2 separate regions of the Mus musculus genome follow, and region 2 is linked to region 1. Evidence: chromatin loops called from intact Hi-C (ENCODE). Cell type or tissue: left cerebral cortex. All regions are shown on one strand.

What was found. Peaks named below come from ENCODE experiments on the same cell type or tissue, not always from the same donor. Only the 100,000 strongest peaks of a DNase experiment are listed, where the experiment ranks them.
Region 2: a loop joins it to region 1, with 2.1 times the contacts of the local background. A loop is called at or near these places in 5 of 42 quality-filtered maps.

What each region holds. Positions count from the first base shown.
Region 1 is chr9:68,396,640-68,404,639 of GRCm38, forward strand. No RefSeq gene overlaps it. Among named protein-coding and RNA genes, the nearest start is that of Gm22169, 61 kb to the right of the region's middle. In left cerebral cortex, no CTCF peak of the experiment used is centred here; DNase peaks (open chromatin) are centred at 4,561, 5,729, 6,595 and 7,062.
Region 2 is chr9:68,342,973-68,350,972 of GRCm38, forward strand. No RefSeq gene overlaps it. Among named protein-coding and RNA genes, the nearest start is that of Gm22382, 66 kb to the left of the region's middle. In left cerebral cortex, a CTCF peak has its summit at 4,613; a DNase peak (open chromatin) is centred at 4,631.

The sequences.
Region 1 (8,000 bases):
AGCAAATCGACTTGTTAGAGACATACATGGGCAGTAGGAACAGATTATACATACATAAGACATTATACATACATTTATAAGACAGACCACAGAAAAGCCAGAATCCACAAACCATAGACATATGGGAGACACAGAGAGAGAAGAGAAGAATTCAAACTTTGCCTCTCTCTTGGTTAACTGAGTTCCAGAGTGCTGAGGTTTCAGCCTTTAAATGTGACTGATACATTTTGGTCCCTCTGAGTTTATCTTTAAAAGGTTTAACCCATGTACTTAGCAATACAAACCTGTCACTTCTCACCTAACCTCTGGCTAATGTAGTACTTCCATCTCTAAACAATAGTATGACTTTTTTTTGCCCCTGATAACAATCAAATTTCCATGGTTTCCATGTAAGTATAGTCCCAAATGTATTTAGGTATGAACGTTAGAAGCACTGATCTGGCCTGAACTAGTTTTGGGTATATACGTAGTAAAGAAAGACTGTCTTCTAGTAGTGTTTAGGGAGAATTCTCTATTTACCATCTTATGCCCATACATAATTAGGCATGCTTATAATTAAAATCAGATACATTGTGGTGAGTGACATTTACAACAAAGAGATGATTACATAATCTGTTAAAGCAGAGAACCAACCAAACTATACCACATAGAAACCTTTCAGTCCCAGAAAAAGAGACTCCAGGTTATAGCTTAGGCTGCTAGAGTACACTCACTCATGTGGCCAGCTGTCATTCTTTAATATTTATTATCATTTAGCTTCAAACAAAATGATCTTGTTTCTTTGCGAAACACTGTGAGCTCTTATTTCTAATCCTTTAGAGAAAAGGCCCAGAGCATGGGCGCACCTGACCTAGACCTTGACCACAGGTAATGTAACTGACCCTTGCAAGTTGTCCTCTGACTTTGACATGTGGACCATGGGACATACTTTCATGCACATTACATACATATGCACACAACACGCATAAGTCAAACAAAATAAATCCCTTAATAATTTTGAATAGTGTGCTCTGAGTACCTAAGATGTTCTTGGTTACTGCTCAGAATATTTCTTCTAAATATCATTGCTTCTACTTCATAAAACTGGGGAGTTAAAAATGAAAAGGTTCGGCGGTCTCCATTTAGATATAGTTTCCAGACTTTTAAAGTAGTCTTCTGCATGAAAAATACACTTATTTCTGGGTGATAGTTTCATGGTGAAATGAGAATTTTTTAACCCCAAAATACAATGCCTTCAATTAAAAAAATATTTTTTTATTCATCCAGTGAGTCAAAATGAGATGTCCAAAGCATTAAATGTCAAGACATGTCACAGTACCTAGTGACCCAAAATATGTTCACTTAAATATGCATGTTTCTTATTACAATGTGCAGATGTTGCAGGCAAGCCTTAGTTCCCAGACACAAAAATAGGCTCTAGTGGTCTGCAGCACAGTAGGGTCACTGAAGTTAGCAGTGGGGTCTTGCAAACTCCAAACTGCCTAAAAGAGGGTTTTGAATGTTCTCATAAAAATTGATGAATGTTAAGAATGGCTGCCATTCGAACTGTCCTGATTTTATCACTGCATGATATATACATTTACTGAAATCCTGTAAATATGACCCATTTTCTGTCCATCATCTCTTTCTTCATTTAACTTATCTATCTCTCAGTGTTGGGGGAGGGGGGCAGAACTCAGGGCCATGGATAGGCAAGTGCTCTACTGCTGGGCTATATCCCAACCCCCCTCAAACTTTATATGGACATCTCTTAAATATTAATAAATTTCTTTTATAAGTCAGTTTTTCAAGCATGGTGTCTCTCATGTGGTATTTAAGAAAGACTGAGAGCTTAGACTAGATCAGATCGCTACTTGATGCAAGGACAATAAAAGTAAAGTACAATATCACTTAACCACTGATAAAATGATGTGTTAAAATAAGTTCCACTTAGTATTTCCACCTGCAATGTCAGGTGTCTGTCTTCCCACTCACCTTGGAAGGAGAAACTTCCCTGCCTTGGCCCACCTCCACTGCTAGCTGCTAGTGTTGGATTGTAGAGAGTTTGCAGGGTCTGTGCATTGCTGGGACCTTGGGCTCTCTGCTAGGGAATCAGCCACCTGCCCTAGCCCCAGCCACGATGCCCTTCCTTTTTCTTCTTGTGGTCCCACTGCAAGTTCTAACTGAGAAAGCATGGTCCTGGAAACCATGAAAACTGAGGTAGGGGGACAGTTTCACTTGTTCCCTATCTCCCTTTCCCCCTATCCATAGTCCTAACTGGGTTCTCAACACCCTCTCCCTCCCCTAAGAGATCACTTCCCCCAGCTTGTTTTTGTTGGCCTTAGACTGTCATATTTGGAAGCATCAAATTTTAGCTACTCCAGAGCTATGCTCTTGATGGTGGGTCCTGTCCAAAAAGGAGCAGCCAGTCCGTGCTTCTGTTGGGGTTCTGAGATATTTTTGGTTCTCTCAACTTTTGGAAGCAAATTCTCCAAACTATTTTAAATCTAGGTGTAAATAAGGGTCTCTCTCTCTCTCTCTCTCTCTCTCTCTCTCTCTCTCTCTCTCTCTCTCTCTCACACACACACACACACACACACACACACACACACACACACGAACTTGCAATGTACCCAAGGATGACCTTGAACTTTGGTCCTCCTATCTCCACTTCTCAAATGCTAAGATTACCAGCAGGGGCGGCATCTGCTTTTTGCAGTGCTGAGGATCAAACCCAGGGCTTCATGAACGCTAGGCAAGCGCTCTGATGACTGAGCCTTAGCCCACCCCAACATCACTGATTTTTATATATCCTGGGGAATAAGCCTTGATACACAGTAGTAGTTCTAACAGCCCACAACCCCCATGCTTCTTATAATGGAAACTAGACTACAATTGCTATCACAAATATGGGTATGCTTTTTTTATTTTCTCTGTTGAGCAGTCCAGAGTTAGGCATCTGTCAGTGTTGGTTCAGCTGCTACCCTGTCCTTGGGAGATCAGGACTTTTTTTTCTCCCTATAGCATGTTAGCTTTTTGTCTTCACAATTCTGTCTATCAAAGTTCCTGGCATCACAAAGCACACTGTTAGTTTAATTCCACCCTTGTACCCCTCCTGCCATCCTGCAGAGCCCAACTGATCTCTCTGTTCCAGGTCTTTTACTTTGGGGACATGTCTGTGCAGCATCTGTGTGTACACACAGAGGCCAAAGGTCAGGTTTGCTCCTCGGGACCACTATCCATCTGGTTTTGTGGAGACAGCATCTCTCATTGACATGGAACTCTTCAGTTTGGGGAATCAGGCTGATCAGTTCACCCCAGAGCTCTGCCTGTTTCTGCTTCTCTGGCAGTTGGATTACAAGTGTGTACCAGCATGACTGGTTTCTTTACGTATGGATAGAACTCAGGCCCTTATGCTTGTGTCTATACCTAGCCCTCTAATTCCTCAACAACATCACTGTAATCCACCTTCCATATAGAACCAAGGTAATCTTTTCTAGAATACAACGCCAGATATTCTGTTTCTATTGCTTAAAAGTCTTCAGTGAACCTCTAGTAGGAGTTAGGAAAGGATCTAGACTATTCTTACCTGCTTCATGCATCCACAGAAGCAGCCACTGTCTCCCCATCATGGACCCTCTCTAGTACTCACCGCCTCTCCTTATGTCCTAGTACACAGCCTCTCCCCTCCCCAAACACCATGCTTATCTTCACTATAGATCCATCATGCCTGCTTTATCCTCTGGTCGAAATCATCCTTGTCCAACAGGGCCTCCTGCCCTCTGCTTCCCTCCTTCCTAACTGTTCCTATTTCCCACATCTCTGTGGTAACTCAATCTCACTTCACCATTCTTATTTGAGTGATCTAGGAAGCTTTTCCAAAATGCCACCTCTAGTCCTTGTTTTATGGCGTCAGAACTGATTGGCCTGTGACAGTCCCCAAGCATTGACATTATATTGCAAGCATTCTACTATGCAGCTTCGACTGGGAGCTCCTAGGCTTCAGGGCTACAGGCAAGGGACCATGAACAATACTTTGAGATAATCCTTTAATGTTGACATTTTCATTGACTCTCTACAACTTAACTTGATGAGGCAGAATTAGGGTGCTCATTCCTGCCCTGTATCCCCTATACCATAAAGAGAGAATTTGTGATGAGTCACGGCTTACAATAAGGAATGACAGAAAATGTTGCAAACTAGAAAGTATGTTCTCTCCATCCCTCCCCCGCTGTGTGTGTGCGTGTGTATGTGTGTGTGTGTATGTGTTTGTGTGTGTGTGTGTGTGTGTGTGTGTGTGTGTGTTTTCGTGCTTGTGTTCCCAGGGAGAACATGGTTTCTCAGCTCATCTTGCCCTCTGTCTCCCTCTTCTAGCTGCCTGGGAGTTGTCAGTCAGGTTGGGGAGATGGACTGAAACCTCAGAGGCTCTCAGCAAGCATGGAGCTGGCCCAAGTGGTCTGTGAGATGAACAGGCAAGGGTCAGAGGCTGACAGATGGTCTTTCTGCCACACAGACTGCAGGCAGATGGCTCTGACAGTTTGGACAAGGCTGCAACTTTGGGCCGCTGAGGCGGAGCCTTGAAAAGATGCTTCAAGAAGCCGCTAGATAACCCTCCCCTCTCTCCCAGAGAGTAGACATGGATTGGGAAGATTCACAGAAGGCAGGGAGGAGAAGTAGCAGCAGGGGAGGGTGGAAGGAGGAGACTGACGCTCATTCTCTTCAGGAAGGCCTGTAACTGTAACTTTCTTGCTGAAGAGTTTGAAGAGCCTCAAACTCACAGGCTGGAAGGCAACTGGGGTGATGCTTAAGCACACAGGAAGTCCTGTGCAAAGCTGCCTGAAATTTCTGCCCTGCTTCTAATTGGGGCACAACTTCTTGTGTGTATGTATGTAGATCTGTGTGCACATATGTGTGTGGATGACGACAGAGGTCAGCCTCAGGTGTTGTCCCTTAGGACTCCATTCATCTTTATTTATTTACTTATTTTGAGAGAGAGAGAGAGAGAGAGAGAGAGAGAGAGAGAGAGAGAGAGAGAGAGAGAGAGAGACTTTTACCTGAAGATAGTTGTCAAGCCCCAGGGAGCTGCCGGACTCTGTCTCCTCTATGCGGGGTCAGAAGGATGCACACCACACCTAAATCTTTTAATTCTGGGTGAACTCAGATCTTGATGCTACAAAGTTAGTACTCCCCGACCTGAGCTATCTTCCACCTAGAAAGCATCATTTCCAAGAGCCACCTAACATCTTTCCTCTCCTATTTCCTCTCGACAGTGGACTCTTCCTCTGTGGACAGCTTTGTGGGGCCATGTGCAGCCTCAGCATAGGGTCTGGCCTACAATAAATGCTTCTAATATGTGAGATGTGACTTGTGCAGCCTGAGGCTATAAAATAAGCAAACCAGCCTGTGCCTCCATGATCCAAACTCTTGGCAGATTTGCCTCTGCTGTGCACCAGTCTCTACCTTCCTCCTATATGCTCCAATTTCAATTTACCAGCAGAGGCAGTTTCTACTGGAAGCAAGGAGATGAGGGATAAGGTACAAGGCATAGGCCCAGGCATGAGGTAGCAGTCCAATCCTGTTGTTATCTATTTAAGCAGAAGCCCCAGCCTGGTCCTCAGCCCCCTCTGCCGCTAATGTCTACTTCCAATGAGCTCTGTAGAGAGCCCAGATGAGGGCTATTCTCCCTCTCACACTTTGGTCTGTGGGCATCTGGGGACAGCTGCTGCAGTAAGTACAATTGTCCCCTTGTCCCCACGCACCAGATTTTGCAGGGCCTCTTGGCACATGCCTACAGTCGACATTTAATTAACATAAAACACTATAAAACACTATTAAGACAGGAGCTAGATTGGGAAGCTGGCAATTCCCCAGCCCCATGCAGCCAAATCCCCAGACACAGGTATGTCCTTCAACTTGTCTGGATGTTTGGAGACGTGCATGTCCTTTCCCGTTCCAGATCTGTCACCTCGGGAGCCAACCCCCACCAACATCCTCTGGCAGACCCTCTGGGGTGGAGCTTGAGGACAGGACTTGAACATTGCATCCTTATGTTTACGGCAAGGGCTTATTGTCTCCTTGGCTGACTGTAGAGCATTATGGCTGCGTGCCAAACAACCTCTGCAATGTGTAGGCCCACCCCAGAACCATGAAGATCACTCTAATCATCTTTCCTTGCTTGTATATGTCTGCTGTCTTCTTCCAACCTAGAGTTCTCATTCTCCAGCAGCTACTTTCCTTGTTGATCTGATGACTTCTTGAGAGGACTTCCTGTCAGGTCTCGTGTGCCTGCCAGTTATCTGAATTATCCCAGTGTTGGCTGATTCTACACAGAAAACAGAAGTATGTCTATCAAACTGCTCTGCAGACTAAACCCATGCAGTACCCTTAGCAGCTAAAGATACATTGGACTACGTAAGATGTGGCTACCGTGGACTAGGAAGTCTTAGGTTCTAATGAGAGTCTCATACACTGACTTCACTTTAGTGTGATGTGGGGACACATTCAAAGTCCTCTGGAAGCAGAGACAGGACTGGCTGTCCTTCCAGGCAGGAATGACGTGGGACATCAAGAGACCCAAGGACCCTGAGAACAGCACTCCCAGCCAAGGTCTTCTGATAGTCACATTTTCTTGGCTATGGCTGCAAAGTCATGGAGCTGAATGTTAAAGGGGTTCAGAAAGGACCTTGTGAGTCATTCCCTCTGTAGCCTAGCCTGGTCTGGGATGTCAACACAGGGTTTTACTGACTTGTTATCCCTTAGGAGACCAAGATTCCCTAATGAAGAAGTTCGTGGACTCTGTGAGGTGCTATGTTTTAGGATTAGTTTTAGCCTGTTTCCCTTTGTCGGTTTCTCTCCGACTGTTCCTAACTCCTAGAAGAAACTCCTACCCAAGTTTACTGGAATCCAGAGGTGGGGCATCGAGGTTTACCTAGGGTTAAACTGCCACATGGGCACATTTGCTTTTCTTTTTAATTGAGCCAAGAGAATTATATAATTTTCCACAAGTTACTTTGTTGGAAAACCAGTGACTGGGTGGGGGTGGGAGTGGTGGGTAAGAGAGGAAACAGAGCAGATGGAAGCCCAAATCAACACCAGAAATAGCCTCCACAAAGATACGGTGCAGCGGGGACATGGTGATTATGAGCATTGGTTGTCCTGGGCTAAGGTCTTATCTGGCTACTTCCTAGTTGGCATCTGTGTCTGAGTGTTCATCTCTTCGGTGCTGTCTACCCTTCCTTTGTATTTGTTTCTACAGAGCAGATCTTAACCCCTGCTCTGTGAGTGTTTACAGTCTGATTAGATACACGCTCACAGTTTATGTGAATCTAACTTGAGAAGCGTGGTCTATGCACATAATCTGGGCCTTACCTGGGAGCTTGCAAGGTTGCTGGCTTGCAAACCCCCCCACTCTATAATTAATGAATCTGTATTTCAATCAGGTCACAAGTGATTTTCTTGCACATTAAAATTTAGGAAACTCCACTCACCACTTGCCTCATGTGACTACATAATAGCATCATGTAGGGAATATTCAAAATTACAAAAGATTGACTGCTCTTCTTATAGGTATCCTCATGTCATTGATATGGAGTCAGCCAGGTCAACTGTATGTCTCAAAACTTTAAGGTGAAACAAATCCTGAAATCTATAGTCCTCCTCAATGCTTCTCAACTCTCTGGTACCTGGCTATTCTGTTTCTCCAGTTCCCATCCATCCGGTTACAAAACATGAAAGGGTCATGTGCCATGGATGCAGTAACAATGTCAAACTGGTACAAACACTAGTAAATTCTTACCCAACTTTTTTTTTTAACTTGTCACAAATTCTTTACTGAGAGTCTGAAGACCCATAGTGGCCATTGGAGTATACTCTGAACTCAGTATAGACAACCCTCCACCCCAGTTAAAACACCGACAATACTTAACCCCATGCACACCGGCATCCTTCAGGTCAAGGGTTCCAGAGACTATTGGACACAGTCTTAGAACACATATTTTCTGAAAGGTGCTATTCTGCTGTTC
Region 2 (8,000 bases), 54 kb before region 1:
ACACTCCGTTCCTCCTAGTCCTATCTGTCAGCTTCTCCCTGTGCCTCTGTGTTCCAATTCTGCTTTCCTTTGAAACCTTATTTTAGAGACTTTATATTTCCACTCTTAGATGATCACAATATGTATTCTCCTCAGTGTGACTAGCTTAAGAGTAATTCAGATGCTGTTAACACGACACACGTGTATACATACACATTCACACAGCACACACACACACAAACAAACTTAATCCCTCCACGTTTTAGAGTCCTCAATATGTAGGTTTAACAAGAACTCTTGGACACCTGCTGTGTTTGGCACAGAACTGCCCACTATGAGGTCTACCAAAAATGATGGATCCAAATTGATGCTTGCCCAGATGGTAAAAGAAGGTTTAAATGTATGGGAAATTGATTATGATTTAACTGCCATGGTATGTCATGACGAACTTAACAACAAGAAGGACCAAGCTGCTACAGAGAGAGGGTACCAGAGTGATGCCACTCACAAATAGGCTGCCTGCACTAGGTAAATGTTTCTAGAGAAAGGATGATTCTTTGATCCTAAGGAGCAGTCAACACCTTTGCTGAGATGAAGGATCATTGACTTAACTCTTCCTGGCTTGAAAAGCTCCATCCCAGCCAGTATGGAGTTGATACCTCACAGGTGGCTGCTGACCCTTACCCAGTCCTCCCATAGTCACACTTGCTGGGCACTTACTGCAACATTTATTAGTGGTTTGTATACAAATTCCTGTACTTGTGGAGTTCCATTCTAAAGGACTCAGTGATGATAGAGGCAGGTTTGCATCTAAGTCCTGTCATTCACTGATAATGGACCCTTTGAGTCAGGCTGTCGGCCACCGTATTTGCATTGGTGGCACATGCATGTGCAAACATGATGGGGATTGAGTAGGTTAAGGGATGTGGAAAGTGAGACAAATGGCCTATCCACACCCAGGGAGGGACCCTGCTCTCACTTGCCCTCCAGTTGGGACCCCCATCTCTTGTCTTTATAGAACTCATCCATCTTATGGCTGCCTTCAAAGAAATGGGTATGAGAACACCTGGGAAGAAGAAACTGGTCTAGGTCTAAAGGTCATAGGAGAAACTTCAGAGAGGAGGTGATTTCCAAAATGAGTAACATTTTTCTGTGCAGAAATCAGGACAGTGCAACCCTTGAGGACTATAAGTGTTAAGGGATCCAGAACCTCCCAAAAGCAGAAGTTCCAGGTGGCTGGTGCAAGATTATTGAGGTGAGGGAGACAGGAGACAAGGGAAGAGTTTGAGACCTGAGTAGTCTGCGGTCTCACTAAAGCCTTCTGGTTTTTATCACATATGGATGGAATAACCTTTACCCCATGGATTCAAATGCTCCACCTGCCTCTTGGGTAATCCTGGTCTTGACGTGAAGGGTGAACTAAGTAACAAAAGCCTCCTACATAGAGGGACAGACACAAGAGGTTAATTACCACTGTCCCAGTGCATATCAGGCTGGACTAAGCTGGGTGGTAGGAGAAATCAGAGGCAGGTTTGCCCTGGTACAACTGATGCTTTATCAAAATCAACACAGGAACAGTTATGAGTGAGGAATACTGACATCAGTATGCTTTCTGTATATCAAGAATTGTACCGCCTGATTAACAAGACAGACAGTTGTTTTGTATACATTCCTCGAAGGTGACCTGCAAGGTCTTATTAATGATTGCTGGGGAGTTGCATGCTGGTGTGAGAGCCCCTCTTCTCTTGCAGACATTGCCTGAAGATGTATCTGGTTGCTGGATAGAAAGTGCCTCTTTCAGAGTCTCTCCTTAATATGATGAAATCCCCAAGCTCTAGGGGGAAAGTGGGCCATTCCGTGCAGAAGCGATTATAAAAATTGACTTTTAAGTTGCTTGTAGATTCTATAACGTACTTCCCAGCCTATGGTGTATGAAAAGAAAATGTGTGGCAGGTCTCGCCTGGAAGGCAAAGGCTCATCACACGCTGGCAATCTGGTGCTCTGGCTAAAGATGTCCTCTGGAAACATTGACTGAAGGACATTGGGGCTGGCTCTTTCCTCCCTCCTCTGAAACCTGCTACTCAACAGTTCAATTTTAGCTCCTCTAAGTGGCTCTCTGATTCTATATTGTTAAGTGAGAAACTGTTTTGCAAGGGTCTCTAGATTTTGCAGCTGGGTTTTGGGAGGCCATAGAGAAGGAGTCCCATAAACTCCCTCCTAACCTGCAAACGCCCATTAAACAGCTCTGCCTGCACCTGGAACGGCAGAAATTGCTTGAAAATCTTCAGTCTGTAGCTATAATTGCCAGATCAGAGGTAGAAATGTGAAATTTGGGAGTCATTGTGGATGGTTGTGAAATGGCCCCTTTATTGCCCTTTCTTTTGGTAGAGTGTTCCTTGGGTAAAGTCATTTTCAACTCATTGGCTATGGCTGTAGAGTGTCAAGGTGATCAATTAATGGGGACACAGCTCAACATTTTAATGCTTGTGCTGAAGAAATAGGTAAAATAACAGAAATGAATGTGGGGGTATAATAATCTGCTATAAGTTTGGGGAGGGCTATCTACACCATCCTGAACACTTCCAGGTTGGCTCCAGTTGTCATGTATTGAAAACTTCTTACAGTTGGTTAGGGAGACAACTCTTTTTAGTATCAGATATTCATATTCTCTCTCTCTCTCTCTCTCTCTCTCTCTCTCTCTCTCTCTCTCTCTCTTTCAAAAAAGGGTTTCTCTGTGTAGCCTTGGCTGTCCTGGAATTCACTCTGTAGACCAGGCTAGCCTTGAACTCAGAAATCCACCTGCCTTTGCCTCCCAAGTGCTGGGATTAATGGCGTGTGTCACCACTGCCCAGCTTCAGATCATCTCTTAAATCCATTTTCATGAAAATTCAGCCCTTTCTAGATAGAGTGGGTATTTAGCTTTTTCAGCTAGGGGTGTCTGACTATTTGGGGTAGGTTTCTGATTGTACTGTATTGGCCACAAAATGGATTCATTGACCAATAAGGAAAAAAAAAAAGGCGTGCTCTATTTTGAGTTAGATTCCAAAAGGAAAGTCAAATGGATGTCCCAGGAATATTAGGTATTTTTTCTTATTGTTATGATTCAACAAGTAGCAATGTAAGGAAAGAAGAGTTTGTTTTGGTTTACCGTTCAACCATCTTGTCTATCTTAGCTGGAAACCCTGGTGGTAGAAAGAGGGAGGTTGTATTAAATTCATATTCAAAGAACAGAGAATAAACAGGTTATACAAACACAAGGCCTACCTCCAGTGAACTACTTTCTCCAGCAAGGCTCCACCTCTTAAAGGTTCCACAGTCCTCCCAAATAGTACAACCAACTGGTGATCAGGTGTTCAAACACAGGAGTCTTCGGGCGAAGGAGGGCATCTCACATTAAAACCAGAGCAGCAAGTGATATAAGGGAGTGGCTTCAAACTTTAGCATTTCTCTACCATGCATACTCAGAACTGTTCTCTATGCCTCCCTTGTCTATGGCCAGACAGCCTGTCTGGAACTAACAACCTACCCAGTCTTTATTATATACTAGCTACTGTTCTACTTGTATTATCTGACTCAGTCCTCAAAGTAGTTAGTGCTAGACCCACTTTTTCAGGCAAGAAAACCAAAACTTCAGAGAATCACACAGAAGTCTCAGGAACACACAGCTCTCTCTGTGTATTAGCCTCACATTGTGAAGCAGGCCATACATCCAAGTGTCCCCCATTTAACTGGGCAGTGTCTCCTAAAGCCTCTTCAAATGGCCCATCACAGCAAAGTGTCTTTAGACTCACTATGTATACAGTGATGACATTAAACTTTGGAGACTCTTGTTTCCCATCTGGGTGCTGGAATTAATGCCATACACCACCATTCCTGGTTTCATTGGTGCTGGGTATCAAACTCAGGGCTTTGTGTATGCTAGGCAAACATCCTACAAACTGAGCTGCATTCTGAGCCCATATCATGGACTTTTAACAGATTTGCCCTTTGTTATCTTGAATTTCCATTTAATTCATATGATTTGTGAATTTTCTTCTCAAACATATTTTAGTCTGGTTAAAGTATCGGCCTTGAACACTTGTGCTGTAGCCTACCAGAAATTCATGAGAGAGAGGTGACACAGAGGAGGCAAACCTTCTTTCTAGCCACAGGGAATCTGAACTCCTCCTTAGTTCTGAGTCTTTCTGTCTCTCTTTCCATCTTTCACTGGGTCTCTGTCTCTCTGTCTCTCTGTCTCTCTCTCTCTCTCTATCTATCTATCTATCTATCTATCTATCTATCTATCTATCTATCCATCCATCTCCAGTAAGGACTAGTTGACTCTGCTCTGACACATAGGAAGTTCTGACTGAGAACAGCATCCACCTACCTCTTAGCAGTAGCTGGAGCACAAGTGGCATTTTGTGTGTGTGTGTGTGTGTGTGTGTGGCTTGAATTGTGTATGACTCACTCTCCACTGCTGAATGCAGGGTCTTCAGAGATGGGGAGATGGTGCGGCTGAACAGAAGACATTTTCCCCCCTTTCCGGAGATTACACAGAAAAAAAATGAAGGCAGAACTTGCAAAGTGGCTTCTGTGTTCCTGGAGTTGTCATTTTTATCACTCTGTTTGGCTGTGAAGCTGATTTTCACACAGGCCTGGCGGTTGTGAAAGTAAACACAAGTATAGCATTAATACCCTGCATATATTTCCGTGGAACTGACACTCAGTTGAAGTCAAGATGTGGTTTGCTTACTCACTGTTCTTGGAAGCTGTACACACTGACTTCATACTTATGTTTCCTCATAGACTTTCCAACTAACAGTCTCTTCTCCTCGACTTCGACAGGGTTTTTTTTCTTTTTTAAACAAATGTAAGCATATAAAATATGCTCAAAATATCAAGTGAGTAATTTGCAGTCTCTTCACTTTGAGAATCTGCCAGGCCCACTCACAGCGGCCTTCTGAAATATTTTGTGCTTGCAGATTTGGGGTAATTCATTTAGCCCTTTGGGTTTGTAGGGCATGGACTGAACAAAGCTGTCATGCCTTTCTTTGAACTAGTCGCCCCTATTTTGTGAGAAGCCTCACCTGACCAGGTGACTGAGCTGATGGCCTAGGTTCTCCAGCCACCAATCTTGAATGTCTTAGGAATGGGGCAGGAGTGTCTCAGTCATGGCTGCTTTGATTGACAGGTGCTCATACCAGTGCTATAACTGTGCCTGGCATGCAGATGCCACTCAGTTTTGGTAACGCCCAAATTTAACTTCTCCAGCAGTGGGTTAATGACTTTTTTTTCCCTGTAGTAATGACCTACTGATAGCTTTGTAGTCTGAAGCCTCTGTGGATGATTAGTGCACATTTGATATTCAATTGAAAGATACAAAACCCTAATCCTTCACTTTGCAACCTACTTGGGAGGGGACAATGAGAGATCTGACAAAAGACATTAAAAATTCAGATTTTGTGTTATAAAGAGGGTTACAGGGATAGCTCAGTTAGCAAACTGTTTTCCTTGTAATCACAAGGATATGAATTCGATCTCAAAAAACCATGTTTTATTCTTTTAAAACCAAGTGTATTCAAACATGCTTAGGTTCCTATGCTAGGCAGGCAGAGTCAGGGGCATCTTAGTTAGCGTGACCTGCTTGGGGAGCTTCAGGCTAGTGAGAAAGAAAAGGTAGACAACAACTGGGGTCTTCTGACCTCCACATGCTTGTGTACACACACACACACACACACACACACACACACACAATCACACCAGCACTCACATATAGACAAACACAGAAAGAGAAAGACACATACACACACAGAGGTCAAATTTTAAAAAGTCCCCCAAATAGCACAGTGATTATAAATTGCATTTGATTATAGAAAGTAAAAAGGGGGCATAACTGATCTGAGTGGTCTGCATATGTGGTGTCTCCTCTACACCAATCTCCAAGCTGCTTACTCTCTCCTGTCTCATGTTTCAACAGAGTCTGAATCTTTACACGGGAAGGAGGTTGCTAATGTTTTTATTGCGATCACATTAAGGCCTGTAGTATGTGTTTCTCAAATAGCTTTATCAGCCCGTCCATCTTTCCGCTCACTGAGTTCATCTTTCCTACCACCTGCCAAAGCATATTGCTTTCCTCCACATGTGTCACAGCTCCCGAATGGCTGCTAGCAGGCATGTAATATGTTCACAGCTATTAAAGATGAAAACATTTTTCCAAGTGGGTGGTGGTTAAAAGATGTTTGTATATCAATCTTGTATCTGACCCCCATCCGGAAGTCTGTTTCTGTTCTTTTGATGTATACTGCCTATCTCCATGCAGATGGCAACATATGCATTTTGCTTGCTTTTTCCTCAAGTATGTGTTGTGTGTGGGTGTGGGGTGGGGGTGGGGGGGTACGCACTCGTGCTCGAGCATGCATCCATACAATCTCACATGCGTATGTGTTAACCTACAGAGACAAGAAGGGAGTAACAAGCCTCATGGAGCTAGAGTTACACATATTTTGGTGTCTCCTAACATGGGTGCTGTGGTCTGAACCATGGTACTCTGATATATCAGTAAGTTCTTTTAACTATGAAGCTATTTTCTCCAGATCCTCAAACACTGAATTGTTGAATAACATCTCTCCATTCTCAGGGGATTGTGTCTGTATTCAGGTGCTGCCTATTGGCTTACTGATTGCATCCTAATCCAACTAGCTGTGGAATACAATATGAGTAATTGTTAAAACCCATCCTGCTCTGGGATGCCCTCTACAATGGGTATTAGAAAACCAGGGTGGAAGTCTATTGGGCCTTTCGGTTTTACTCACTTTTATGTTGATATAGAACTAGCAGTGTGCCATTTGACACTAGGATGCAGATATAATCAAAGCATTAGTTGACTCCACCAGTTCAATGTAATGAAACATAAGGGTTTCAGGAAAAAGCCTCAGCTTTCATGTGTTTCAAACGATGACTAGAAAATTCTAGAAAAATAAGAAATAACTCAGAGGCTCAGAGGTCTGAAACAAGGTGTTCTGAAAGAATTAGAAGTGACTGCAATGCATAACAAGGAGGATAAGTGTAGAAAGTCCTACAAAAGAAGCTGGAGCACCTGACATCAACAGACAACAACCCTCAGCAACTGGGTGGATGCTGAGGGCAGTCAGATCCTTCAGTGCATCCATAGCTACCAGGATCACCCGGACTCCAAGAGCCATCAAATTGCCAAGTCTTCTTAAATTTTTTTTAATTAAATGTTTTTTTCAATTTTGATTTCCACAAATTTTGAGTTAGTGGGGGAATTATTTGCTGCCTAGCTGGTAATAAATTGGTTGGAGAGTTATTTTGGGTTCTCCTAGACACAAACCCAAAGACAAGGATTTGAGCACACGTAATTTAATTGTGAGGTAATCCCAGGAGAAGGTGAGTAGAGAAAAGAGAGAAGGCCAAGCAGCCAGTGGCATTGCTGCTGTGGTAACTAGAGTCTTCAACTCAGCTGGAGACGATGGAACGGGAATACGATCCTAGGATTCTTCTACCCATGGGCTGGGGAGGTGACTTAGACATCAACACCTGCTGGTCATTTGTGACAGAGTGCTAGGATCGAGAAGCTGGCCAGTCCCTTGCATGTATGACCTGATCTGTGTGTAGGCAGAGGAGATGCTGGAGCTCAGAGTTCTTATATGAAGCGATACATGTAGGAGCTTGGGAGGTAGTGCAGTCTATACAGGGCGTGCCATGGAAGCAGGAGCACCTGACTTCAATCCCCAGAACTCATTTCAAAAGTATTCTTGGTGTGCTGGAGTCCTTGGTGTGCTGGAGTCCTTGTAATCCTAGTTCTTGGGACACAGGGACAGGCAGACCTCTGGTGTTGTTTGGCTAGCCAGCCTATCCTGCTCGGTGAGTTCTAAGTCAAGAGAGACACAGTCTCAAAAAACAAAACAAAACAAACAAACAAATAAACAAAACAAAGCAGACAGTGTCTGAGGAATAGCACTCAAGGTTGTCTTCTGGCCTCCACATGCATGCGTGCACACACACACAAACACACACAC